5 separate regions of the Mus musculus genome follow, and regions 1, 2, 3 and 5 are each linked to region 4. The links are chromatin loops, found by intact Hi-C in ENCODE. Cell type or tissue: heart. All regions are shown on one strand.

Region 1 (5,000 bases), 1.6 Mb after region 4:
CTTTTGATTGGTTTCTATTTTAGTCAGTGATGCATCTGCAGTAATATTAAATGAACTAGATACAAACCCTGGGGCCTGTCCCCTTCCTGAATAAATAACTTTCGACACTTCAGTCCCTCATCTGTAAAGTGCAAATATTATAGGTGTCTTACAGTCATTGGAGGATTATGGCTGTATTATAATGCAATACACACAAAACATTCATGACCAGATCTTAGAAGCCTTAGGCACACACATGATTCAACAGCCATGAATGCAGATCTCCAGGTTACACCACAAGAGAGTACCTGGGATGTAATTTATACTTACGATAAATCATCATCTTTATTACTGTAAAATTCTGGAATTGGGCATTTAGTATATGCACTAATGTTTCCCCCATCTTTGCATCATCTCTAGCAACAAGGAAATCATGACAAAGTGTGCGGTCACACGGTGACTGATAAATTGTTTTATATTTACTTCTTCAAAATGTGCAATAAACTACCAGCTTGGTGGTTGAATATTTCCTTCTAGCAATACAATAAACTGTCGGCTTAGTGGTTGGACATTTCCTCCTAGCAAATTTGGCTGGAGGATGGATACAAGAAACTTGACCTAAGATCACCAACTTTTCCCTTTAAAAAGAAAGGCATAAAGTTTTAAACTTTCTGGAAATCTCTGGACTCCGATAAGCAACTATGCAGATTTACATTGATTAAAAAAAAAATCCACCATTCAATTTTTAAGTCAAGTAGTTGTCCTAATTAATTACACTTTCTATAATGTCAACTCAGGAAGTTATTTTTTTAAGGTAATACACGTTTTCTTTTCTTGACTAACAGCAGTTAAAAGAAGAGATTTAGAATTCTGTAATCTAACTTACAGTATACGTGTGGTGTTAATGTGCAAGCCTGAAAAACTGCAAGCACTAAATCCGTTTGGGATCGCAGGCTTGTGGGCAGAAGCTCTCTGAAGTTTCAAATGAGTGATGCTTTAACCTGATGTTGAATTTCTAGAACAATAGAAGGTGGAGAAGATATCCCTCTTTTCTGGAAAGGCCAGAAACCATTCTCCTGGGTGGATTCTTGCCTATCTATGATCTGGGGCCCAGTAACCTCCATCTTTTCACTTAAGTCTAGTCCGGCCTGGCCTAGACTTTTCTCTCTCTTTCAAATCACCCTACAACGTTCATCCCAAGTTCCCCAACAGAAAGAAAATTATTTCTCTTTTCAGGATTTAGTCCACAGCTTTTCTGGAACCTGTTTTTGAGAGTCAGAAAATACACCGCGCTGGAATGTGTCTTTTTACAGGTCTTTCCTTTAGGCTCCCGCGGGTCTCTCCGGTCCCCGCCACACTGAGAATGGTCACTAACCAACTTATACACTAACCCTCCGTAATCTCCCCAGGTAACCTTTCTTTCTTCTAATGTCCGAAGCGTCCTTCCTGGCTGCCTTCCTTTTCCAAAGGTACAGGAAATAAATTCCCGAGGTGCTTCCCAGCAGCGCGGCCTTATTTCCCCGGATCCTTTACTGCCTCGGGTCCCTCACTATCCTCTTCCTTTCAACCGAAAAGCCCCTCTTTCCTTCCACCTGGTGAAAGTTCATCACCCAGACATCTCTTCCCCAAGAGTAACAACTGCCAACTCTCCCGGGTCACATCCAAGCGATAGAATACGTGAATCAGGGGAGCTTGAGCCGACTACCCAAGACTATCCCTGATTTCCGCCGGGGTTTTGGCCCTGGGTCGCTTTCTCCCCGAAAGCGGTGTATGTGGGTAGTATTCAGCAGTGCATAACACACACAATTCCTGAGCCCTAGAGGAGTTTGAGGAGGTTGGACAGAAAGCAGAAGAGATCCGCAAGTTTCCGAGCCTATCTCCAAGGGCCTCCAGCCCTCCCCCAGGTCCCAGGGCTGCCTGCCACTGCCACTCTGCACTCCCTGCGTGGCAGGCTGGAGACACTATCCTATCTGCACCCCAAAGTGTGGGCTATGCGGCCTGTCCAGGGTCAGTCGGTCAGAGAGATTACACGGGCCCTGGCCAGTGGGATGGAAGGCAGAGTTGGAGAATCTGCAAACAGGACGGATTAAAAGGATTCATGTTCCCTCCCAAACAATCCAAACGCACCTCTCCAGCACCCATCAGTTTTTGCTGCTAATCAGTCTCACTTGATTTAATAGTCCTCGCTAGGCCAAAGTCAAAAGCGGAGCAGTTTTTAGCCAATCTGGGGGCACTGGAGTGACCGGCGTCTCCTTTCCCAGCTACCTACCTCCCTATTCCAGGCAAACTAGGGCGGCGGACTTGTGAGTTTCTCCTGCCCCGGAAAAGAGCAGGGACTCGGGGAACCCTACCTGGCCAGCTCCAGTTTCCCAGAAAACCGGCGCGATCTCCGTGAGTCCGCGGAGCTGCAACTGCGGCTGAGCCTCGGGCGGCCACTCTGCGGGCCTCCGGCTTGTCCCCTGCTCCCGGCGCGGTTCCCCGGGCCCCCGCGTAGCGATCGCCTGCGCTGACTGGCCTAAGGGAGTCACGTGCAAGGGCGGGGGCGGGGGAGCCCGGACCCGGCAGCACCTCCGCCCGGCGCCCGCCCGCAGGACTCTTCCCAAAGCTCCCCCAACAGGCAAAGTCCATGCGCGCGGAACTCTCGGGGAAGGAAAGCACTCAGTGCCGGGCGCTCCGTTCTGCCCTCAGTGCAGCCCGACGTCCTTGCGGTTTGCTGCTCTGCCAAGGATCGTGTTTATTCTCCTTCTCTTTCCTCCCTACTCTCAGTGGTCCACGTCCAGCGCCCTGTTCAAGGGGCGGGGCTGGTAGAGGAGAAGGTGACCTCGCACACTGGGCTCATGGTCGCCGGTGGGGCACTGGGTCACCCGGGATGCCTTGCTAGCCTCAGATCTACGGGGCCCTTGAAGTGAGCTCGGGAGAGGGTCAGGAGGCACTAAAACCTGAACTGGCCCTTAAGGTCAGTGCCTAGAGACGCAAGCGCTCTTTTCTCCTTCCCACGAGCCGGTGGAGACTGCAAGGCGCCGAGAACCTCCACCAGCCCAGGAGTTTATGTATTTATACAAAACGCGCACCCCTCGCCGCCGACACTTCTTCCCACTCCTGCGGTCTCCCGTCCCTTCTCATCACTCCCTGTAGCCCTCACCGACTGGGGTCCAATCAAAAGGATGAAGTGGGGGTGGGGAGCCTGGTCTCTAACCTTAGAGCCCATTCAAGGACTGTAGTTCCTTCCCTAGGGTGGGGGTAGGGAGGGTGCCAGACCTTAGTTTGGAGTCGGCGTCAGTGCCTGTAGGCCCTGGCGCAGTGGAGCTGTGAGGGGAGAGTCCCTCAGACAGGTCTAAAGGTTAATAGAGCAATCACAGGGCCCTATTACCGCGTAAAAATAACCCATCGATTACCACAGCCTTCAGCTGCAGATAACAGCTCTCTGGTGGCTCTCGCGCTTTGGGCTAAACTTTTTTTTTTCTTCTTTTAAGCCCTCATTTCTCTCCCCGGCACCGGTTTCCAATACAAGATTAGAGGGGTCAGGAGAGGGCTGGAATACCACCTGGTAAGAACCCTGTGCAGCCCGAGAAGGCTCGGGATGGCACCGGCTCCCGCAGTTCGAGGACTGACTGCAGATTGCTATTGCTATTGCCCCGCCAGTGCAAAAGCAACCCAGGCGCTAGGAACAGGCTGGGACGCCGAGCCAATTGAAAGGGAAAACCCGTGGGACTTTGGCCAACCCGTGGGGATCTCAGGAAAATCCCAGAGGAAGGACTGAGCACGGCTGCGCCGGGGGAATTCTCTTTTCCAAACCGAAGGGGCCCGAGGTCCAGAGCGGCTCTAGAGGAGAGAAAACTGAGGCCCGTCAGGGGTGCTGAGCTGCCCGCACTCTGGCTTGATTTACCGAAGTAGCCCCGGGTGCCGCCAGTTTGAGCCCTTGGGCGCCCCGGAAGCTGGGGCCCCATGATTAGGGTCCCTTCTCCAGCCCCCCCCCCCAATCCTAAACAATGCCAGTCAGAATCAGGGCCTGCAGGTTCGAGATCTGGTAAAGTTTTAGGGATGGTATTCTGAGGATTTCAGAGGCCATCGCTGAGCATCAAGGAACCCTCCCACAACATCTCCTCTGAGACTCTCGGATGAATGCAGAGAATGGCGTGGCCCTTGCTTTATTTTACAAGAAACCCTCAACTACCTGGTGAGCAGAAGAGAAACGAAGCCAAAGGCCCACAGCCCAAGCCAACGAGGCGTGTCTGTCTCTCTGTCTCTCTCTCTCCTCTCCCCCTTTCTCTCCCTCTATCCCTCCCTCTCCCTCTCTCTCCCTCCCTTCCTCCTCCCCCTCCCCCCCCCCTCTCTCTTTCTCTGACTTGTGTGCCTTAGATCTCAGATTTGCCTCACTGTAGTGTCCCTCATAGACCAAAATGCGCTAAGCTCCGGGGCCAAACCTAGCGTTCCTGGTTTTGTTACCCATGAAGTCTGAAGCTCGGGGCTTAAGTGTCTGGGGGAACAGCCATGTGTGATACGCCTCTGTGTCGCCAAGGTCTCCAACAGCTGCCAGGCGACATTCTCCTTGTGTCTTAGCCATCCCCACCTCTACCCACCCAACAGCCTTCCTGAAAACCAAGTTCTAACGGTTTAAAGGAGGGTACCCCAGATAGTCTGGGGATACTTTGCTCAGTGCGATTGAGAGACTCAGTGAAGTCTCTTAGGGAATCGGGTGATCCTTCGCTCTTGCTAAGATCAGCCAAAGACCATCCCAGACCGCTTTTCCTTTCCAGGAGTCTCCAGGCATCTCCCGCTGAGCTGACTGCTGCGAGCGGGAGGCCCGAGACAGATCTCTGACTCTGAAGGCGCCTGGGACAGAGACATTTGTTTCAGCTTCCTGTGACTTAACCCCCACACTTTGGGTCCCACACAACAAATTTTTCCCGGTGTGTGGGCTGAGAGTCAAACCAGACGCGTTTCTTGGGCGCTTTTGGTTTTTTCTTCATTCCCTCCCTCCTTCCTCCCCTTGCCTCCGGTCCTTCAGTTGCTCCCTTCCT
Region 2 (5,000 bases), 52 kb before region 4:
CAGTTCCAGACCTGGATTTCTCTTTTTCTAAAGCCATCACCATTGGTGCCATAACTGGAAAGATTCTAGTCATTTTCAAGGCTCAATTTCCTTTTCTTCTTTTTGTATTTTAAAATTTTAATTAAAAAGGGATAGATCCGTGTACATGCATCTTCCTGGAGTACCTCACTGATGTACATGTATAGATATCAGGGTAAGTACACTAATCCGATTTGTGATAGTCTCCACCCTTTTGAAATTTACAGTGCGTCATTGTTACCTGGTGCTCATGGACTGTGGGGCAGGGCTCAGCTTGTTCTTTTCAGGACTTGTTAGGGCAGCGCCCAGCCCTGGGCACTCAGGTTCTTTCCCCAGTTTATGCCGCTTTTTCCTGTTTCTTCTCCCAGGCTGTAAGGATGGATATCTATCCCCTCTTTCATGCCTGCTGTCAGACACTTCCTACTCAGCAGCTCCATCACTGTGACTTTCATGTCTTTGCCACATGACTGCATTTTAAATTGATATAACCTATAGCAATGCTTTACTCGGCATTTGATTATCGGTGAGGAAGAACTGCTTTCCTTGAGATTATTAGTCATTTATATTTTTACAGGCTTTTTGTGTGATTGTTCATGGGCTTGAGCAATCCGGGGTTTTGAAATCAATGGGAAAGCACACGAACACTGATTGAGCCACACCCCAAGCCTCCTCATTCAGTCATTTTTTTTTTTTTTCCTTTGAGACAGGGTTTCTCTGTATAGCCCTGGCTGTCCTGGAACTCACTTTGTAGACCAGGCTGGCCTTGAACTCAGAAATCCACCTGCCTCTGCCTCCCAAATGCTGGGATTAAAGGCTAGCGCCACCTCTGCCCAGCTTGGTTTTTGTTTTGAGACAGGATTTCTCTGGGTAGCTTTGGCTGTCTTGGAGCATACTATGTAGAATAGGCTGGCTTCATCCCCCAAACTCTGGGATTAAGGCCTGTGCCACTGTGCCCAGTTGCCAGCATATTATGCCTGAAGTTTTGTGTGGGCCTGGGACAAAGCTTTCATTTGCACTGACATTTTTGGTGCTGTAGGAAAGAACCTGTTTGTTACAAGATATTTGATTACTGTACATAGAAAACCTAACTGTAGGCTGGGCATGGTGGTGATGCCTTTAATCCCAGCACTTGGGAGGCAGAGGCAGGCAGATTTCTGAGTTCAAGGCCACCCTGGTCTACAGAGTGAGTTCCAGGACAGCCAGGGTTACACAGAGAAACCCTGTCTCAAAAAAACAAAAAACAAAACAAAACAAACAAACAAACAAAAAACCCTAACTGTTAGCAAACCATCAAAGACTAGGTAGATATTGTGTTATCAGCTGCAGTTAGGTGTGTCCTAACAAGAAGCAGCTTGGCTGTGCCTCAGAAAACCTTAGGTAAGAATGCTGAGGCAAATTGCTTGGGAGAAGTCTTGTGGTCTTTTCTCTGACCTGAGGCTATGTCGGTTGGGTGGCCCTGAGCCACTGTAAAGGTGAAGTGGTTTGGCTCCTACTGACTTGTCTTGGAGCCCTCCCCCCTCCCCCCATCTTGGTGGTGAAGTGGTTCAGCCTGCCAAGGGTGTGGGGGAGGAGCTAGAGGCTTCTTTTTATAGCCATTGGATGGAGGCCCCCACTCCTTTGTTTTTTGGCCTTTATGGAAGGAGCTTCAGTTAAGAGATAGAGATCATCCTTTGCGTTTGGGCTAACAGTGGAGTACAGGCAGGACTCGGGCAAAACGGAAATCTAGGTAAGAGCGCTAAGGGGCCCTGCTGGGTTTGGAGGAACTCAAGAGAAAGGTGGATTAGCTCCGTAGAATGACACAAGTTTCTAAAGAGCTGGAAGTTTAGTTGTAGGATCAGGCTTATAAATAATATATATTTTGTATATAGTTTAGAAAATGAAGCTACCTCCCCGATCTAGCAGGTTTTTACCCCAGTTTACGCTTCACGTGTCAAGTGGTATACATAAACGGTTACACGTGCCGTTGGAATTTGAGGAAACCCTCCACAGCTTCGTCTTGGTTTTCCACCTTGTAGAAAACCTGTTCATTTAGAGGATAAGGCTCTTGGTTCCACTGTAACGTTCTCGTGAGGACTAAGTTAGAAATGACAGGGATTGGTCTTAGGAATGGTGTAGCCGGGACCACAGGCAATGGGCGGAAGGGGGCAAGAGGGGCTTTTCCATGACTTGGAACCGCGCTTTCCCCAAATTTGCTCTCCTAAAGGCCCAGGCCTTCCCAAGCGGGAGTAGACGTGCTCCTCCAGCACACATCACCCTGCATTTACCGGCTTTCAAGTTTGGATAGGAACCATCTTTTTCATCCTCTGTAACCACGGTCTCCGCATAGGAGGTGGAAATCAGGGCGAGATATTTTATTTTATTTTATCTTATTTTATTTTGGTTTTTCTTTATTTTTTATTTTATTTTTATTGATTGATTGATTGATTGAGATATTTTAAAACCAGTTAAAAGTTCCTGCCTCTGAGGGGAACCGTAGTAGTGCCTTTCTTTTCTTTTCTTTTCTTTTCTTTTCTTTTCTTTTTTTTTTTTCGAGACAGGGTTTCTCTGTATAGCCCTGGCTGTCCTGGAACTCACTTTGTAGACCAGGCTGGCCTCGAACTCAGAAATCCGCCTGCCTCTGACTCCCGAGTGCTGGGAAGTAGTGCCTTTCTATAAAGTTGGGTCAATGGTTTTCTACCCAGAGATCGCCGAGCCCGCTGGGTCCTGAAAAGTAGGCAAAGTGGTGTGAAGGGTTGGGCTGTGTTTTTGTTTTTGTTGTTCTTGAAAAATGCAAGTAACAACAACAACAAAAATACAGCAATCCAAACTCGGCGCGTGGGCGTCACCAGAGCACTTATCCAGAGGCTGGGCGACCTAGGTGGTGCGCAGGCGCGGGACAGCGGGAAGCAGAGGGCGTGGTCGCCGTGTCCATTTTGCACCGGCGCAGCCCGGCCCCAGTTGGCTGGTGGAGGTGAGCAGTGTGCTCCGAGTAGGGACCGGGGGCCGGGAGTCGCTGGCCCCGCTGCCGCGGCCGGGGGACACCTGCGTGGGCGGTGACGGGCGGCACGGCCTGGCGGCAGCGGTGCTACTGTCGCGGTCGGGAAGGTCAGCGCGCCGCTGGGGAGGCCCCCTGGCTAGGAGGGGGCCAAGAATGCAGATCTGTGCCTGTGACACTCTTTCTCCTTTCTCTACAGTGTTCTCCAGTTTTACCGTCAAAACGTGAGGGAAAACGAACTGGCTCTCTCCACAGAAAATATAGTAAGCTTGCCAAAAGCATATACTTGCCTGGAACAAAGGTAAACCGTATTATTTTTCTTTATGTTCTGGTATTTATGAAGGGGAAAAATACCCGATTTTATTAGTCCTAGGACCATTCCAGATGGAAATAAAAAGAATAAGTATATCTTCACCACCTCCTTTAATAATAGGGCCTTTGTTCTTTTCATATTTCAAAACTCATGGATTCAAAAATCCATGCTTGCCATTCATTTTTTTGGTAATTACTATATATAATTTAAAAAAAGTATGCTCTAAAGGAAACAAATCCAGCAACATTTCTTCTGTGTGGTTTGTCTTAGTTGTCCAGCTACTGGGGCTGTAGAGCAGGGCTTTAGATTCCTGCAGCTTTCTAGACATTTGTATGAGGAGTGCTTTTAAAACAGAATGTCAATATATAGGCATTCTTTGTGCTAGGACTCAATGGGGCTATTAATCAATTATGCCCCCCCCCCCTTTTTTTTTGCTTTAAATTACACCTTGGAGTATGCTATCACAGTCTACCCGGGAACTACACCTCTGCCCTATTTAATGCTAAGCATCAGTTTCACACAGCCTAATATCACCTGAAAACAATCTGAACTGAGTAATTGTTTTTCAGATTGGTCTGTGGATATGTCTTCATTTACACTGGGCACACTGTGGGCAGCTCTATCTTTAGGCTGATGAACCAGCTAAGCAGGAGCCCATTATGGACAGGCAGCCATCCACATTCTTGATGGTGTCTGCTGGTTGGGAGTGGGTTCCATGGTGGAAGGCATTGTTGTGGGGAATAGAGAGCAGTTTGTTTTGCCTTGAGTTCCTGCTCTGACTTACCTCAGTGATGGACTGATTGTAACCTGCAAGTGTCAGTTGATTTTGGTCAGTGTTTTGCACTGAAAGTAACAGGTCCAGGCCCAGAAGACCCATGTCTTCAGCCTTCCTTCCCAACTGTTCTTTCCATCCATGTATTTTCTGGTAGGTCTGGAAGTTGCTCACTCTGGGCAAGCGCTTTCAGTGAGCTGCAACCTCAGCCCTGCTCTGTGAAAGGGTCTCTGACCCACCGCAGTTCATGCTTCTGTGTTTCTGGTACCCTAGTTGTATTTATTTTCAAGTAATATGAAGATAGTATTGTAAAGATCCTCATTTTGTAAAAGATAAAACATATTTGTGAAAACTATAAGAGATTTTTAGAAATCTATGGAGTAAACTTTGTTTTGGGAATCTATCCCAGTGCCTTTAGCATGCTAAGTATACCTCTGCCATTAGCATATTCTCGGCTCCTAACATAGGAAAATCATCTTTTTTCCCCCTTTTTGTGACAGTTTCCTAGTTAGACCAGGCTGGCCTTGAACTAACGTATCTGCCTTCCTCTGCATTCAGAGTGCTGGGTTTGGCTTAAGGTGTCTGCCACTACGCCTGGGTTAGAATACTAAATTTTTGACTTACTTTCTGGAGAGTTTTGAATCCTAGAACTTTGCAAATTCAAGGTCTGTGCTTTGGTGGTAGAAGGGCAAGGAGAGTCAGGCCCCATGTTTTTCCTCCGGAAGTTGGGGGCTTGGTTAGCTACTTTGGGTTTAAGCCCAGAACTTACGTTTTATTCCTACCCCTTTGTTCTCAAGATAAGTGACGCATGCTTCTAGTAACTGATTTAAGTTGGTTTACGTTTTAAGTCCAGGCGGAAACAGTAAGAATGAGACCTGTTCAGTGTTTGCTAAGGTGAGGAAATACGTGGAGAGACGGAGTGT
Region 3 (5,000 bases), 76 kb before region 4:
ATGCTCTCTTGTGATTTTTTTTTTCGGTTTATCAAGACAGGGTTTCTCTGTATAGCCCTGGCTGTCCTGGAACTCACTTTGTAGACCAGGCTGGCCTAGAACTCAGAAATCTGCCTGCCTCTGCCTCCCAAGTGCTGGAACTAAAGGCGTGCGCCACCACCGCCTGGTCTCTTCTTGTGTTTGAAGATATGTACTTACATATAATAAATAAATCTTAAAAAAAAAAAAAGAAAGAAAAAAAAATGTTAGTGTCAAGAGATGAGTTGCAAGCCTTTCAGCCTGAAAAAGGAGCTAGAAACAACCAGTTAAAGAGGGTTCCTGAAAAAAAATGACCCAGAATTCTTTGGGACGCAGGAGCAGGGAGGTGAGGCTAGGACAGGTTGGAAAATCTGCCAGAGAGAGAAGGCCCTACGCCCTGACCTGGCATTCCTGGGATGTCCAGGAATCCACTGAGGGCTGTGATAAAATCTTGTTAGGACTCTGACTCCCTGGAGCCAGAATTGTGCCTCCAAGGCTACCTGGAGAGCGAACTCTGAGGTAGCTGCGGGTGCTCTGACTCCTGAGGAGGCTGCGGGTTCAACTCCTGTCGTTCTACCTGAGATCGGAGAGAACTGGACAGTAGAAGTGACTACCAGAAAGGTTCAGCCATGGAGCAAATGCATGGGAAGGCCTCGTAGCTCAGACTCAATACTGCCTTTTTCACGGTCCCAAGCAGTAAGTGGGATTCCAGGAGTCTCTGAGTGAGAACCCCAGCCCCAGGAGTCCTGAGAGAGCAGGCTTGGCCACACAACCCCATTTCCCTTGAAAGCAACGGGTGACAGTCAATTCTAATAAATGTGACCATTGGGAGGGCGAATACATGAAGTTCAGTGACCCCAAATTAGGACATTGGCAAGGTGCAGGAACTTCACCTCAAGCTGCACAGGTGCCCAGAGGAGTTTTAGATTTGAATTGAGAAGAGGGGTGGGGGCAGGAAGTGCATATATAATTAAAGAGGCCTGCTCAAGGTGTGTCCTCATAGCTCCTTGGCGGTTGGTTCAAAGAGGTTATCTCTGCCCTCACTTGAGATGGCAATGTGGCTCCCATAAGATGACTGCTGTTGCCTACAGGCTGATATAGTAAGGCAAAAGCTTTGCTACTCCAAGAATCCAAGGTGACTGCAGGGCTGAAGACCCTGAGGTACCTTCTCAGGGTCAAACGGAACATTGTAAGAGGTCTTTGTGCAACCAGCCTCGAGGAAGGATGAGCTAGGACAGACAGTCCAGCTTTCAGAAGGACCAGAAGCATAGACCAGTGATTCCCATGCTGCAGGGGACTGACCCTAGATAGGACATTTAAAAAAAAAAAAAATGAAGGCAACCAGTCATGCTTTTTCTGCCTTGTAGGTTCTCGTGAGGAGTCAGCCCTTTCCAGCAAAAGCAGATTTTGACTGGCTGGTTTACAAGGATTAGAGGGAGTGGCGCAAGAAGAGGAAGGGATCCTAGATTTATTGACTTCCTCTGCCACCTCTCTGGGGCTGAAAAGAAAAATGGCTGCTTTCTTTGGAGAGGAGGAGGCCCAGATCTCCAATAGTCAGGGAGATCTGGTGAGGCAGAGAATGCTATCAAGAAAATGTCTAAGAAGCCAGGCAGTGGTGGTACACGCCTTTAATCCCAGCATTTGGGAGGCAGAGGCAAGTGGATTTCTGAGTTTGAGACCAGCCTGGTCTACAGAGTGAGCTCCAGGACAGCCAGGGCTATACAGAGAAACCCTGTCTCGAAAAACAAAAAACAAAAAAAACAAAAAACAAAAAAAAAAAACAAAAAGAAGAAAGAAAGGAAGGAAGGAAGGAAGGAAGGAAGGAAGAAAGAAAGAAAGAAAGAAAGAAAGAAAGAAAGAAAGAGAAAGAAAGAAAGAAAGAAAGAAAGAAAGAGAAAGGAAAAGGAAAGAAAAGAAAAGAAAAAATGTAAGGGCCAAATGTGTTTGCTGGCATCTGTAATCTTTGCGTTGGAGGAGACAGAAGGTGAGGCCAGCCTGGGCCACACAGTGAGGTCCAGGCCAGCCTGAACAACGATATTAGACCTTGTCTCAAAAAAGAGGAGAAGGGGAAGAAAGCCCTTCAAGGACATTCTCTCAGAAAGAATGGGAGAGGGAATAAGTTCCACAAGGGCCTGAATATTTGCTAAAATTCCTTACAGCTATCTTTTCAGATGCTGCCTAGACGCAACCCTGGGAGATTTGAAACTTTCAGGGTTACCCCAATCGAGCTCTTGCCAAGCCAAATGGCTGCCCGAGAAGCCGCTAATAGCGGCATGGGCTGCGTGCTATCACTAACTTTAGAACAGCTTCCAAGGGGTAAATGAGGACAAGGCCAGCACAACCACAGAGCAGCAGAAGCTGGACATAGGCTCGGGCAGGGCAGCCGGCCATCCTGTATTGAACTGGACACGACTGCTTCAGCCTTTAGCCTGTTCACACGCAGGTGATGCCTGTCTTAAAGTCTCATTATTACTTCAGATGCACCTTGTCTTATGTTTCGGTTGTTGCTGTTGTTTTTTAATCAGAAGTTTGTAATTTCAGCTTTTAGTTATTCCTCCTGAGTGCTGGATGAATAAACATGACCTGAAGGAGCCTTCCGAGTCTTTTGAAATGCAAGGCCTTTTATTTCTCCGTTTGAAAGTTAAGCGGTCCAAAACTACTGCTAACTACAGTAGAAATGGACCCCTCAGGAGGAGAGGGCACACCAAACAGCAGAGAGTGACTTTCCTCTCAGCTGGGATGCATTTCTGTAATTCTGTTTACTGAAGGAGCAGGGCAAACATTGCTCTTTGGGGCAACAGACTCTATGGAATTGTCTTCTATCTCCTCTCTCATAGCAACCAAGATTCACCATTGAGGCCCAACCCGGAAGCTAGCTCCTCTTAGGCCCTAACCAACTTACTCAGGAGTCCTATCAGCTGCCACCTCAAAATACAATTGAAAACTTAACCTTCCTCTCCCCCTGGCTCAAACTATCTTTCTCTTGCTGTTCCGGAAGCTGCTCCTCCTTCCCCAACCCCCACCTCAGCAGCACCCTCTCCCTCTGCTGTGGCCAGAGAGGGCTTTCAAAATCGGGTTATATATCCTTGTTGTCTTCCTTCACTCGTAAAATAAAACCTATCAATAGTAACAAGATGGCAAGGCCAACAGCACAGCTGTCCACTGCCCGGCGGCCTGAAAAGCTCCTGTAATCTTTTAGGCCATCCAGTCCAACAGAACTGGATCCTTGGCCTGGACGCAGAAAAGAGTTTCAAGGTGAACCAGTATGAAGCGTGCTGGGGCTTACCGAAAGACCTGTTTTTTTCTCAAGTATTTCCTTTTATTTTATTTGTATGTCTGTTTTTTTGTTTTTAAAGATTTATTTATTTATTATAAGTAAGTACACTGTAGCTGTCCTCAGATACTCCAGAAGAGGGCATGAGACTTCGTTATGGATGGTTGTGATTTGAACTCAGGACCTTCGGAAGAGCAGTTGGTGCTCTTAACCACTGAGCCATCTCTCCAAGCCCTGTATGTGTGTTTTGCCTGGTGTGCCCGCGTGCACACCATATGTATGCAGGAACCCAAAGAAGTTAGGATCCCAGATTCCTGAACCTGGAGTTGTAGGGTCCTGAGCGATCATGGTGCTGGGAAGCTTGCCCTTTGCAAGAGCATCCATTGCTCTTAACTGCCAAGTCATCTCTCTAGACCCCTTAAATATTTTTAATATAGGTTTTATGCATGGGGATTAGGAGAAAGAAAGAAGAGAGAGAGAGAAGGAAAGAAGGAAGGAAGGAAGGAAGGAAGGAAGGAAGGAAGGAAGGAAGGAAGGAAGAAGAAAGAAGCCCTGGGAAGAAGGTAGCATGGATGTGGGCTTCCCTGGGACAGAGTCTTATAAAGGACTTGTTAAGTATTGAGGCTATGGTCTTCAGTGAGTTGTTAGGAACCTAAATGAGACCACAAAGTGATTCCAGAGGAGCGCCTGATAGAGTTACAACTGATACACTCTAGGTCATAGGGATGCATAAAGCAGACACATCTCACTGGAAGCAGTTTTGAACTTGCAAGATGGCTTCATAGGTAAAGGCACTTGCCACACAAACCTGGCAACCTGAGTCCATCTCTAGAACCTATGTGAAGCTGGAAAGAGAAAGCTGGCAACCCCCCTCCCTCCCGCACACACACACACACACACACACATACACACACATTCTCAAATTCCTGGGGAAGTAGTGGGGCCCCACTCAAGGTTATATGAAGTTGGCTATTAAGCCTTGTTCATTGCTATTTTAATATAAAATACCTATATATGAAAGAAGTATTAGGCCAGGCGGTGGTGGCGTACGCCTTTAATCCCAGCACTCAGGAGGCAGAGGCAGGCAGATTTCTGAGTTCTAGGCCAGCCTGGTCTACAGAGTGACTTCCAGGACTACACAGAGAAACCCTGTCTCGAAAAACCAAAAAAAAAAAAAAAAAAAAAAAAAAGAAAAAGAAAAAGAAAAAGAAAAGAAAGAAATATTAGCTCTATGTCAGCAACTTTCACAAGTGATAATTGTGTGAAATTCTTTGTTTTTAATCTATGACTACTCTGACTGCTTGACAGTTTTTCCCTCTCTAAGTTGCTCTCAGATCTTCCTCACCTCTCTACCCCCACTGAACTTTATATTGTTTTTATCTCTTTAAAAAAATAGAATTAATCAAATAAACACACGCACACACAAATTTCTACAAAAATTCAAAAGCAGAAATCAAAATAAACAAGGAAAAGAACAGTAAGACAAAAAAAAAATGTCCCCCAAAGCTATGAGACAAAAGGTCTACAAAAATATTGAATTCATTTTGTGTTGGCCATCTCCTGCATGGTGTCTGTTCTGAAATTTAGTTAATATACCCAGTGAGACTCCACTGAAGGAGGTCCCACTTTCCTTTGTCAGTGGGGGTCAATTGCAGATAGCATCTTACTTAGGAGTTGGGGCTCACATCATCTACTGGCTCAGGGCTAA
Region 4 (5,000 bases):
AAGCCCCACCGACTGCCCTCTGCTCTAAGTTAATTTTTTTGATGATTTTTGGGGGATTTTCCGGCGTGATCCTAGCGTCGCGCTAGGCTCGGACAGGTTATCCCTTCCCTCCCGCTAGATTGATGAGATCAGGCATCACTCGAAAATGGCGCCGAAAGCGCTGAGACTCCTCATTCAAATTCGTTAGAGCCAACCCCGCCGCCCCGGGGCATGCCGGGAACGCGGGCCGGCTCCACAGCTGTCCCTGCCTCCCCCCACCCACCCCCGCGCGACCCTGCTGCGCATGCGGAAACTTCTACCTCCCTCTCCCCCGGCACATGCGCAGGATCGTCGTGGCGCAAGGCTCTCTACTTCCTCGGTTCCAGTCCCCGCTGTGTCTTGCGCTCCTGTGTGTGCCTGCGTGGCCCCTGTGCGGCAGTGGAGGTGGTCAGCTTTCGGACACTACTCCGGTGACACACTAGTGATGAAACAAATCAGGGACTATCTTAAGAGTTTCGTAAAAACAAGACAAAAACCGCTTTTAACTAAACTCCAAGCCACCGAGTGCGCCTTCGAGCCCTGGGTGGCCGCTCAGGAACTTAAAACCGCGTATCGCTGTCGTGCTCTCGCCCTCCGCCAGCGCCTCCCAGATCTGTCACACCTAAGCCTAGAACCATCTCACGAGGTAGGAATTTTACGGTTCAATCACACGACCAGCGGGCGGCTGTCACACCCCGACGTTTCCCTCCACCCCAGACCTCGAGGTGTGCGACCAGCCCACCATGCACAAGCCTTTGGATTCTGAACTGGAGACGGAGCTTTCGGTTCTGGATTGGAGCCGAAGATGTACAATCTTTTGGACGTCACTAGGGTACTTTTCCAAAAGAAAAAAAAAATAGTGCTAGAGTAAATTATGGACTCACCAGATAGGTTTCCCGTTGTATGAAGCCCCGAAAAAGTTGTAAGAGCCACTGGGTACTGATAATGTGGTACGCATTGTTATCAAACGCTTTGTGGATCAGGTGTCTCACTGCCCACAACACCTCTATGAAGTAGGTATTATTTTTGTTTTATGGCTATTGAAACCTGATGTTCCGATTATAAATTCTGCCGTCTTGCAGCTGGTGAGAGCAAGCTAGGTAAACCGCCTTTAAAAATGACTCTATAACAGGACAAAAAAAATGAAGTTAATATTTTAATTTTTCTTACAAAAGCATCTTTTGATCCTTTGCTTGCAAGACATTGTCCCTTCCACTAGGCTAATTAAGATGAAGTTTTTAAAAAGAAAAACTGCCATTGCTCCTAGATGACTATAGGGCTGTGTTTGGTTATGTTTCACTTGATTCTCATGGATTTTTAAAAAATGACTGTGAGTGTTTTGTTTACATGTGTGTATGTGCATCTTATATGTGCCTTCAAACATCAAGAGAGGAGGGATTTCCTGGAACTATGCTAAAACTAAGCCTGGGTCCTTGGCAAAATCAACAAGTGCTCTCAACTGCTGAGCTATCTCTCCAGCCTTATCAAATGTTGCTTTTCAAAACAGAACCCAACAGTTTAAAAATCAGGGATATTACTATGTTTGCTCTAGTTTTTATTATAAAAACAACTTGTGATGAATTGTAACTTTAAAAAATATCTTCTTTATGGCTTTGAGGCTGGCCTAGAACTCAATTTTGTAGCCCAGGCTCAGGCTGATAATCCTGCTTCAGTCTCTTGAGTGCTGGGATTACAGGTTTGTGCCACCACACCCTGCAGAATTGTAACTTTTGAACATAAAAAAAAGATACATCTTGTTATTATGTCCGTTAAAGCCATGGATATGAAACTTAAGCACCAAAGAGGAAGTGCACTGGAGAAGGCGTCCATGGTTTGCATCAGTGAGGTACAACTGGAAAAGAAGAGACTTTAGCAACCAAGATCAAGACTGACATGGCTGAATAGTGTTCGGCCATCTACGTTTGCTCCGACTAAAACTTATATGGCCATCTCATTTAGAATATTTAAGTCCCATATAGTTAAGATTCGTTTAAAATCTTAACAAACCACAAATCCTCATTGAGTCATTAAAATGGGAGAAAACAAACTCAAGTAACAAAGCTCTGTGCGTCAACAGAAAGCCACTGGGGAAAATGATCTTTCCACCACAAGAGGGTGCACATTCCCGAGTTACATTTCAAAGGGAAAAAAAAAAGATTTTTCTATCAGATCATCACACTCAGGATTTAAAAGCTTGGAAGAATGTCCAATCTGAATTTTATAACTCCAAAACATGTCACACCTTATGAGACTAACGAATCCCACTCTTTAGATAGTAATTAGTATTTGGATATCAGGGTGTACATTCCCATCTGTATTCTAGAAAGGCGTTATCATCTCTGTCTGCCCACTTCCACCCACTCAGTTTAAGTCTCTGTATACAGCAATACTCTCTATACTTCTGTAGGACCCAAGCCACATTTAAAACCTGGAATGCAATCACCAGCGAGCGAACGGTAAATGTGGATACTATGGAAAACAGGTCTTGACATCTCAGCCCCCACCCCCCACCCCCTGCCTTCCTACTATTTCACATAGGAAGTGCAACTGATGGAACACTGACTTCAGGATATTAACTTAGTTAAAAACTGTAAAAGCACCCTCATTCAAGAGAGACTCAATGTCAGAATCAGAAACCCTTTTGAATGGTAACTTGAAAACCACAGATTGTTTAAACACTGCTTAGCGGTTTGCAGGTTTAGGTCTATTGTTCTTGCTTTTTGTTTTCTCCTAGACAGGCTCCTCTATATAGCTCTGGTTGTCTTGGAACTCACTATGTAGACCAGGTTGACCTCAAATTCACAGAGATCTACCTGTTGCTTTCCCAGTACGGGAAGTAAAGGTGCATACCTCTGTACCCAGTTTTCAGCACCCTTTTATGTTCCTGTTGTTAAAAAACCAACTAGAGTTTCAAATCTATAAAATGTTATTAGATCATTTGCTGCCTCTTGTAGGGAAACAAGTTCTCTTTCTCCCTAAATATACATTACTTGCCTGTGCCCCGCCCCCTTTCTTCTGAACTTTTCACAGGCAAACATGGGTCCTAGCTCTTCATGTCTATATTCCTGGGAGTGCATTTCCTGACAGCCTGATAAACATACACTTGAACAGCATTTTTACCATCATGTTACAATTTTTGAGGTTGGCCCTTTATAGTATTCCTCCCTCCCTGACAGGTGCCTGTCTCGGCCAGGGAATGCTTTTAATTGTCCTATTTCTTTTAGCATCCTTTGTTCTGGAAAATTTCCACTCTTTGTCTTGTAAGTCCTTGATGTATTTGAAGGATACAGAGTCACACATTTTCAGAATAATGTTCACTCCATGTTTCCTTACAGTTAGATGGAGACTATGCATTTCAGCCTTCAGTACTGCACAGACTCTGTTGCCTGTCCCTCAGAGTGTCACTTGTAGAACATGACACCCATATATTACTCACTGATGATCATAATTTTGATCCCCTTGTCAATGTGTGACCACTGTATAGTTACTCTTTTTTCATTCCTGGAAATAGACAGCAGTTTGTGGGGACATTATATCCCACTCATCAGAAGTTCCTTTTATGTTCAGCATTCATAATTGCTTATATAGTTTATATGATGGATGCAAGATGATTGGACAAATCCACAGCCCCTCTTCAGTTTCAGCCTATAGTACTCTCCTGTAAACAAAGCCCTTCTGGTTCCCTGCTTACTATTCAGAATCTATATGAGTACATTTGAATTCCTGTTTCTCCACTTCTATATTTGCTTATTCTCATTTATGATGTCCATCTACAAATATTTTTCAAAATTCAGATTTTTTATGTGCATATTTTGCCTATGTACATCATGTTATGTCTGGTGCCTTTAGAGGTCAGAAGACAGACAGTATCAGATCCTCTGGAACTGGAGTTGTGAGCCAACCTGTGGGTGCTGGGACCCAAACAAAGATCCTGTACAAAAGCCACAAGTGTTCTTAAGTGCTGAACCATCTCTCCAGCCACTCTGCCCATATTTTATTTGTATATTTGTGTACTGTTTTTCTGAATCACTTAGGGTAGGTTACATATACCATTGCCTTTCACCTCTAAGGTTAAACTATATAATTATTTTGATATTCAAATTGTCTTATGTGTAACTAGTAGAAGCACTTTCTTTTGTAGCTTCTGTTAACATTACTTCATTTTTATTTTTAAAAAGCACTCCCTTAGTTGCTTGTATAATGAGATAGTACATTTTTATCTCTTACTTAAGTTTGCTTTTCCATGGAATAAGCCTTTTCCTTTTTAAGAGGGCTGTTTCCATGTTAGTGGAAAATGATCTTAGGGAGCAAGGTTCAGTATGCTTACTGGTACTGGATTATCTGCTTCTTGCAGCTTGTAGGAGACAGTCCTGCAAAATATATTTGCGTGTGTGTGTGTATGCTCACAAATATTTATATACAAATCTTATAATCTGTAAAGGATATAAATTTAATTTTAAATTACATATAGTTTAAAGACAACTATAGTGACATAAAGTTCTAGATAAAAGAAATGAAATCCCCAGCCCTCAGAGGCAGGTAGGACTCCATGAGCTCAAGGCATCTGGTCTATAGAAGGAGTTCTAGGACAGCCAGGACTACACAGAGAAACCCTGGTCCTGAAAAACTGAAAGGGGTTGGGGGAGGGGCATGAGGAAGAAATGAAGTCACACCCACACCATCAATTCATATAGTTTTCATGTTCCCTTTTAGTCAGTGTCTATATACATAATTATATAGTTTCATAGTCCTCTTAATCCCTTTTCACTTAACATGCCATAAACATATGAGTTACTATATAATTTTCATAATCTTTATTTTAGAATGTTCTGAGATATGTCATTAGAATTTTCTATTCCTGGGCATTTAGCCTATTTCTAGTTTTTGGTATTAAGATTCTGAAATGAACATTTTTATACATATGCCCCTTTTAATTTAATGTTTTATCAATTGATTGGAAGATTTCCTAGAAGTAAACTCTT
Region 5 (5,000 bases), 87 kb after region 4:
TCCTTAGATTCTGTGGCCATTCCTGCTGCTGCTGTCCCCTGTGACTTGGAAGCAGATTTCCTATTCCATTGTTCTTCTATTCTCCCTCTTCTTGGTGGCTACCTGTTGCAGTGCGGCTTAACTGCTCTACACCGTGCCCGAGACTCTTTCCCTGAGCCTAACCATCCGGCTTCTCACCATTCAGCTCATTCTCCTTTCTAGCTTACACCAGCCATTTGGGCTGATGAAATCTTTAGCTTTTCCCAGCCAGACTCTGTGCAGCTAGCTAAAATGACCTTGAACCTATCATCCTGCTTCTACTTCCTGAAAGTGGGGATTGCAGGCCCGAGCTAACTTGGCTTGGCTTCTGTGGTGTTGGGGATGGAAGGCAAGGCTTTGTGCGTGCCAGGGAAGCTCTTTACTACCTGAGATCCATCCAATCCTGCTTCTCTGATCCAATTTTAAAACCTGTCACTTCACCACTGCTAACTCTGGAGGCAGCACATTCCTTTTATGGTGATTTAGAAAACTAGATGTAATTGCTTCATAATGATTTTCTTCCTAGACTTCCTGTTCAGCTCAAAATTTTGTTATCCTCAGGTGTTCACAGCAAGTTGCTAAGGAAAACGCAAAATCTGCCACTAACACAAATAGCCTCTCACAGGAATTTTGGAGTTGATTTTGTTTTAGATAATCTGTCATTAATTGTGTCTCCCCCTCACCACTCCCTCCCACTCTCCCCCCCCCCCATTTCAAGGGTAAACAAGAATTCACTGAGAAATCAGGTGATTAAACTCCAGGTGGGCACTCCTCACAGCTGGGGTGAGTAGCTATTATAATAAGTCACAGAGCTTCAAATGAAAAGCCCTTAAAAACTCTTTAAATAATAAAGCATTTAAGAGTTTGTTGGAATTAAGAAAAAAAAATACATGAAAATACTTCATCAGAAGGAATGAAAAGTTGTTGCCCTCACTGCCTTTCAACATACAGTCAACGATGAGCCCACCACGCTCCAACAGAGAGTACGCTCCAACAGAGAGTACCAAACTCTCGGTCACACAGACAACCGTGCTTTAAAAATCCCTGAACGAAACAAAGGGGCCTGGACATAGGAAAGTGACTTGTTGCAGAGCTGCAGAGCCGGGTGGGGACTGTACAGGAAGGAAGGCGGTAAGGGGGAGGGAGGGTTGAGAGTCATCAAAATGTGTTGTATGTGGGTATGGAACTGTTGAAAAGCAAATTTAGCCAATAAAAAACAAGAGTACACACAAAAATAAAAAGTATTTTCATCATCATGAGAAAAAGTGCAAAGAATTAATTATCCTTGTAAAATTGGAAAATGTTTCATTCGCTAACAATAAAAAATGGCTTTTGCTGGCATTGTTTTTGTTTTAGGAGTAAAAAAAATAATGTAATCCTTATAGAGTCTTACAGGCAAGTAAACTTGTGAGACTTAATTGGACACGAAGTAAATGTGAAAGCTAAATGTGGTTTGGACAGTGCTACACACGCACAACTCTCCTGGTGTAATTTGCATGAAAAGGAAATCAAAGAGCGAGAACTCTCAGGCTGATCGGCTGTGAAGGACTTAATTCAAAACAGTTTTCTGCTTGAAAAAAAGTGATTTATTTTAAATGTACTTTTGAAAAACAAAAGCCTTACTGGTAACCACCATTTTAGGTGTATTATCTCAATGTGGGATTTCAGTAAAAGGTCAAATCTTATAGAAGTATTTTTGGTCTGACTCAGTCCTGATCACAGATAAATTTTATCAAGAAAATGAAACGAGTTGAGCATTTTAAAACCCGGAGAGAGAGCTTGTTTAAAGAGGCAGCACTTCCCCCTCCCTGCCCCCGCCACAATAAAGACTCTAAGGAGAGAACTTTGGTTGAGAAAAATCTAAAATGAACACATTTAGATGCTCCTGTGCAAGTTTTCTGCACACAGGTTAGAATGGTAGTCGGGCTGCTTTGGAGCAAACAAGGCACAGTTGCTGTTTTGTTTTGTTTCAGTTCAATAGGCAAATTGAACTTCCTGCTTTATAACTGCCCTTGATTAAAGTGCTCTATTTTATCCCAGAAGTGCAAGTGGGGAGCTTTAACTTCAGTTTAAACCTTGTTTAACAGTCCCCAGCCCACTTCCCGAGGAACTCCCTGTGGACCATTCTCATTTTTTTTTTTCCAGGATCTAGTATGACTTCTGTATTTGTCATTGGCTAGGGAGCATTCCCAAGCCTGGCCTTGCTGGCAGCTCCCTGGGCTGATGTCCTGACTCACTGTGGGAGAAGACTCTGTCATCCTTGCCAAAAAGGAAGCCCTGACCTGACCAGCCCCTTACTCATTAACCTCAGCTAGTCCAGAGGTTGGAATGAGGGAGCGAAGGAAGCTACCGTAGATCTGTGGATTAAACTGTGCACCAAGGAAAGAGCAAGCAAGCCTCAAGTCCTTGAAAAGGCCCGCTTGCAGGGAGTTGGCGGTGGGGTCGGGGTGGGGTAGTGCAAAGCAGCCTAACTCAGAAGCTCACCAGCCTACAGTAGGGTCAAGCCTTGGTTCACACAGGAACTTCAAGTTCAGGCTATGGTGGCTTGGTGTTGCTGCTTGTTATTGCCCCACTGATTGGGAGCTGCTGTGGCAGATACGGCCTCACTTCCAGATAGAGGCTAGACTTCATATGGCTAGGCTAGGAAAGGACTCAGATTTAACAATCAAAATATTGAATGCACGCCACATTCTCCCCAATCTACTGTTGAAAAATCGCAAGCCAAACCACTGTTTAATGTGTCCAGCAGTGAGAGCCTGTGTGGGTCAAGCTTCCTGGTCTCCAACTCATTTCCTATTCCTATAGAAGCTGTACAGTCCGCTGGAGGTGCAGAGGTAGTACAACCTCCAGGCTTGAGACCTGTTTGTACGCTCAGCAAGAATCTGCCTGAGAGAAGAGAGTTGACTCCAGGCAATTTTCATTTTTCTACCTTCCCTCTGACAAAACCCCATCTTGACTCCTGCGCCTTTAACAGCTCTTTGCTGTGTAAACTCTGGTGAGCACTACTGACCTGAACAGGGCTAGATTCTGCTGCTAGCTTGTGTCTGCTTTTCCTTACAGAGAACACTCAGATTTGGTTCATATATTGGCAGCAACATGTCCAGCCTGGACAGTGACAGTATTCTAGGCCAACTGGGATCTGTCACCGAAGATAAGGATAGTGAGTTTGAAGCTAGGTATGGGTGGTGCTTTGAATATGCTTGGCCCGGGGAGTGGCACTATTTGGAGGTGTGGCCTTGTTGGAGTGGGTGTGGCCTTGTTGGGAGAATTGTGTCACTGTGAGTGTGGACTTTTATTTTTTCTTTTTTTGGTTTTTTGAGACAGGGTTTCTCTGTGTAGCCCTGGCTGTCCTGACAGGGTTTCTCTGTGTAGCCCTGGCTGTCCTGGAACTCACTCTGTAGAACAGGCTGGCCTTGAAATCAGAAATCCGCCTACCTCTGCCTCTCAAGTGCTGGGATTAAAGGCGTGTGCCACCACTGCCCGGTGAGTGTGGACTTTAAGACCCTTGTCTTAGCTGCCTGGAAGCCTGTTTGACTGTGGAACAAGATGTAGCACTCTCAGCTCCTCTAGCCCCACATTTGCTTGGATGCTGCCATGCTCCAGCCTTGATGATAATGGACTGAACTTCTGAAACTGTAGGCCAGCCCCAATTAAATGTTGTCCTTTTAAGAGTTGCCTTGGTCATGGTATCTGTTCACAACAGTACATCCCTAACTAAGACAGCATGACTGAGAAACCCAGTTCTGATCAGTGAGACCTGAGCAGAAGTCTGCTGGGAAGAAGGGGGTGGGGAGGAACAGGAGAAGGCAGATTTGCAAGAAAGCTTTTGTGCTCCTGATGGCAGATGAAAGGGTGCCCAAAACACTGTGCTCTTGACCCTTCATCTTTGCTTGATTACAAATGTAACCTAGAGCTGGGTCAGCCGCTTGTGACCATGAAGTTATAAGCCCAATTGCTTACTCTGTGAAGGTAATAACCCTTTACCTGCATGAGCCACCACCAGTGGAGGATTCTATCATTTGACTCAAGATTCTTAATGGATGTGTGTGAAGAAAATGCTTTTAAAGTTTTTTTTTTTAACCTATTTTATATTTATCCTGAATCTTTAAGGTAGGAAGTGGTGGTAAAGATTATAGTCTGCATGGGTTAAACACATTGGTGATTAACTCTGAGTCACCAAGAACACATCAGTGTAGCATTAAGGAAGAAATGACTCCAGTGTGTCTCCCTGGAGTCATTTAACCAAGAATGAGTCCAGATTTGAATTATCTACTTTATGTTTGCTGTGTCTTCGCTCCACTGTCTGTTGTACAGTCTGAATCTGTACTTGCCTGGATCTTGTGAATCTGTCCCTGTGTCTGTGTTAATGTCTGTCTATGTGTAACTGTATGTGTGTGTGTCTGTCTGTCTGTCCCTCACAAAGGGATTTGCTTTGTATTTGTTGGACAGCACAGAGAACATCACATGGGGGAAGGGCTGAGGAATACTTCATAGAAATCTTTAACAGAGTTTATAAAGGACTGAGTCAGGGACTCCAACTGGCCCCAACTGACCAAGATAACAAACAGTATTACAAACACCATTGTTTACCAACCAATATAAATATATACGTTATGTTCAACATTTGTGGTGGAGCTTCACTTTAGAAGATTGTTTTCAACATCTGTGTTTGCTGCTTTCAGCAAATGCTACCCGTGACTGTTCTGGGTCAGGGACATGAAAGAGCACCTAACTTTAGATTGCAGCTATGCATTAGCTTAGGTTGTAAAACTTGATTGCATGGTAAATCCAAGGCAAATGAGTTTGGTGGTTATATTGTGCTCTTAAAGGCAAGTTAAGCAGGCCGAGTGCACAGTAGGATATCAATCTTAAGTCTTAAGTGACTTCAAGGCGTATCATTAATTCTGGCTGTTTGGTCCAGTAGAATTTCTAGTCTCTTACAATGAAAGAGATATTTTCAGAATATTGCATAATCATAGTAA

What was found. Hi-C counts contacts between places; a loop is a spot of excess contacts. Peaks named below come from ENCODE experiments on the same cell type or tissue, not always from the same donor. Only the 100,000 strongest peaks of a DNase experiment are listed, where the experiment ranks them.
Region 1: a loop joins it to region 4, with 7 times the contacts of the local background. A loop is called at or near these places in 3 of 42 quality-filtered maps.
Region 2: a loop joins it to region 4, with 2.8 times the contacts of the local background. A loop is called at or near these places in 8 of 42 quality-filtered maps.
Region 3: it touches region 4 in a loop (4-fold over the local background); 8 of 42 quality-filtered maps call a loop at or near these places.
Region 5: it touches region 4 in a loop (3-fold over the local background); 2 of 42 quality-filtered maps call a loop at or near these places.

Annotation. Positions count from the first base shown.
Region 1 is chr14:63,242,821-63,247,820 of GRCm38, forward strand. It overlaps Gata4 (GATA binding protein 4), which reads right to left and starts at 2,451. Exons shown (of 7, transcript NM_008092.4): 1 at 2,331-2,451. In heart, a CTCF peak has its summit at 2,571; DNase peaks (open chromatin) are centred at 2,521, 3,101, 3,701, 4,971 and 2 weaker places; H3K4me3 peaks cover 5,000 bases; H3K27ac peaks cover 5,000 bases.
Region 2 is chr14:61,596,603-61,601,602 of GRCm38, forward strand. Trim13 (tripartite motif-containing 13) reads left to right here and starts at 2,910. Exons shown (of 3, transcript NM_023233.3): 1 at 2,910-2,968; 2 at 3,192-3,293. In heart, no CTCF peak of the experiment used is centred here; a DNase peak (open chromatin) is centred at 2,909; H3K4me3 peaks cover 1,786 bases; H3K27ac peaks cover 1,248 bases.
Region 3 is chr14:61,572,950-61,577,949 of GRCm38, forward strand. No RefSeq gene overlaps it. Among named protein-coding and RNA genes, the nearest start is that of Spryd7, 19 kb to the left of the region's middle. In heart, no CTCF peak of the experiment used is centred here; a DNase peak (open chromatin) is centred at 2,332.
Region 4 is chr14:61,648,638-61,653,637 of GRCm38, forward strand. All of the region lies in intron 1 of Dleu2 (deleted in lymphocytic leukemia, 2), which reads right to left. Among named protein-coding and RNA genes, the nearest start is that of Mir15a, 19 kb to the left of the region's middle. In heart, a CTCF peak has its summit at 2,116 (motif pointing right); a DNase peak (open chromatin) is centred at 244; H3K4me3 peaks cover 1,441 bases; H3K27ac peaks cover 957 bases.
Region 5 is chr14:61,735,446-61,740,445 of GRCm38, forward strand. No RefSeq gene overlaps it. Among named protein-coding and RNA genes, the nearest start is that of Gm46480, 31 kb to the left of the region's middle. In heart, no CTCF peak of the experiment used is centred here; DNase peaks (open chromatin) are centred at 1,116 and 2,396; H3K27ac peaks cover 384 bases.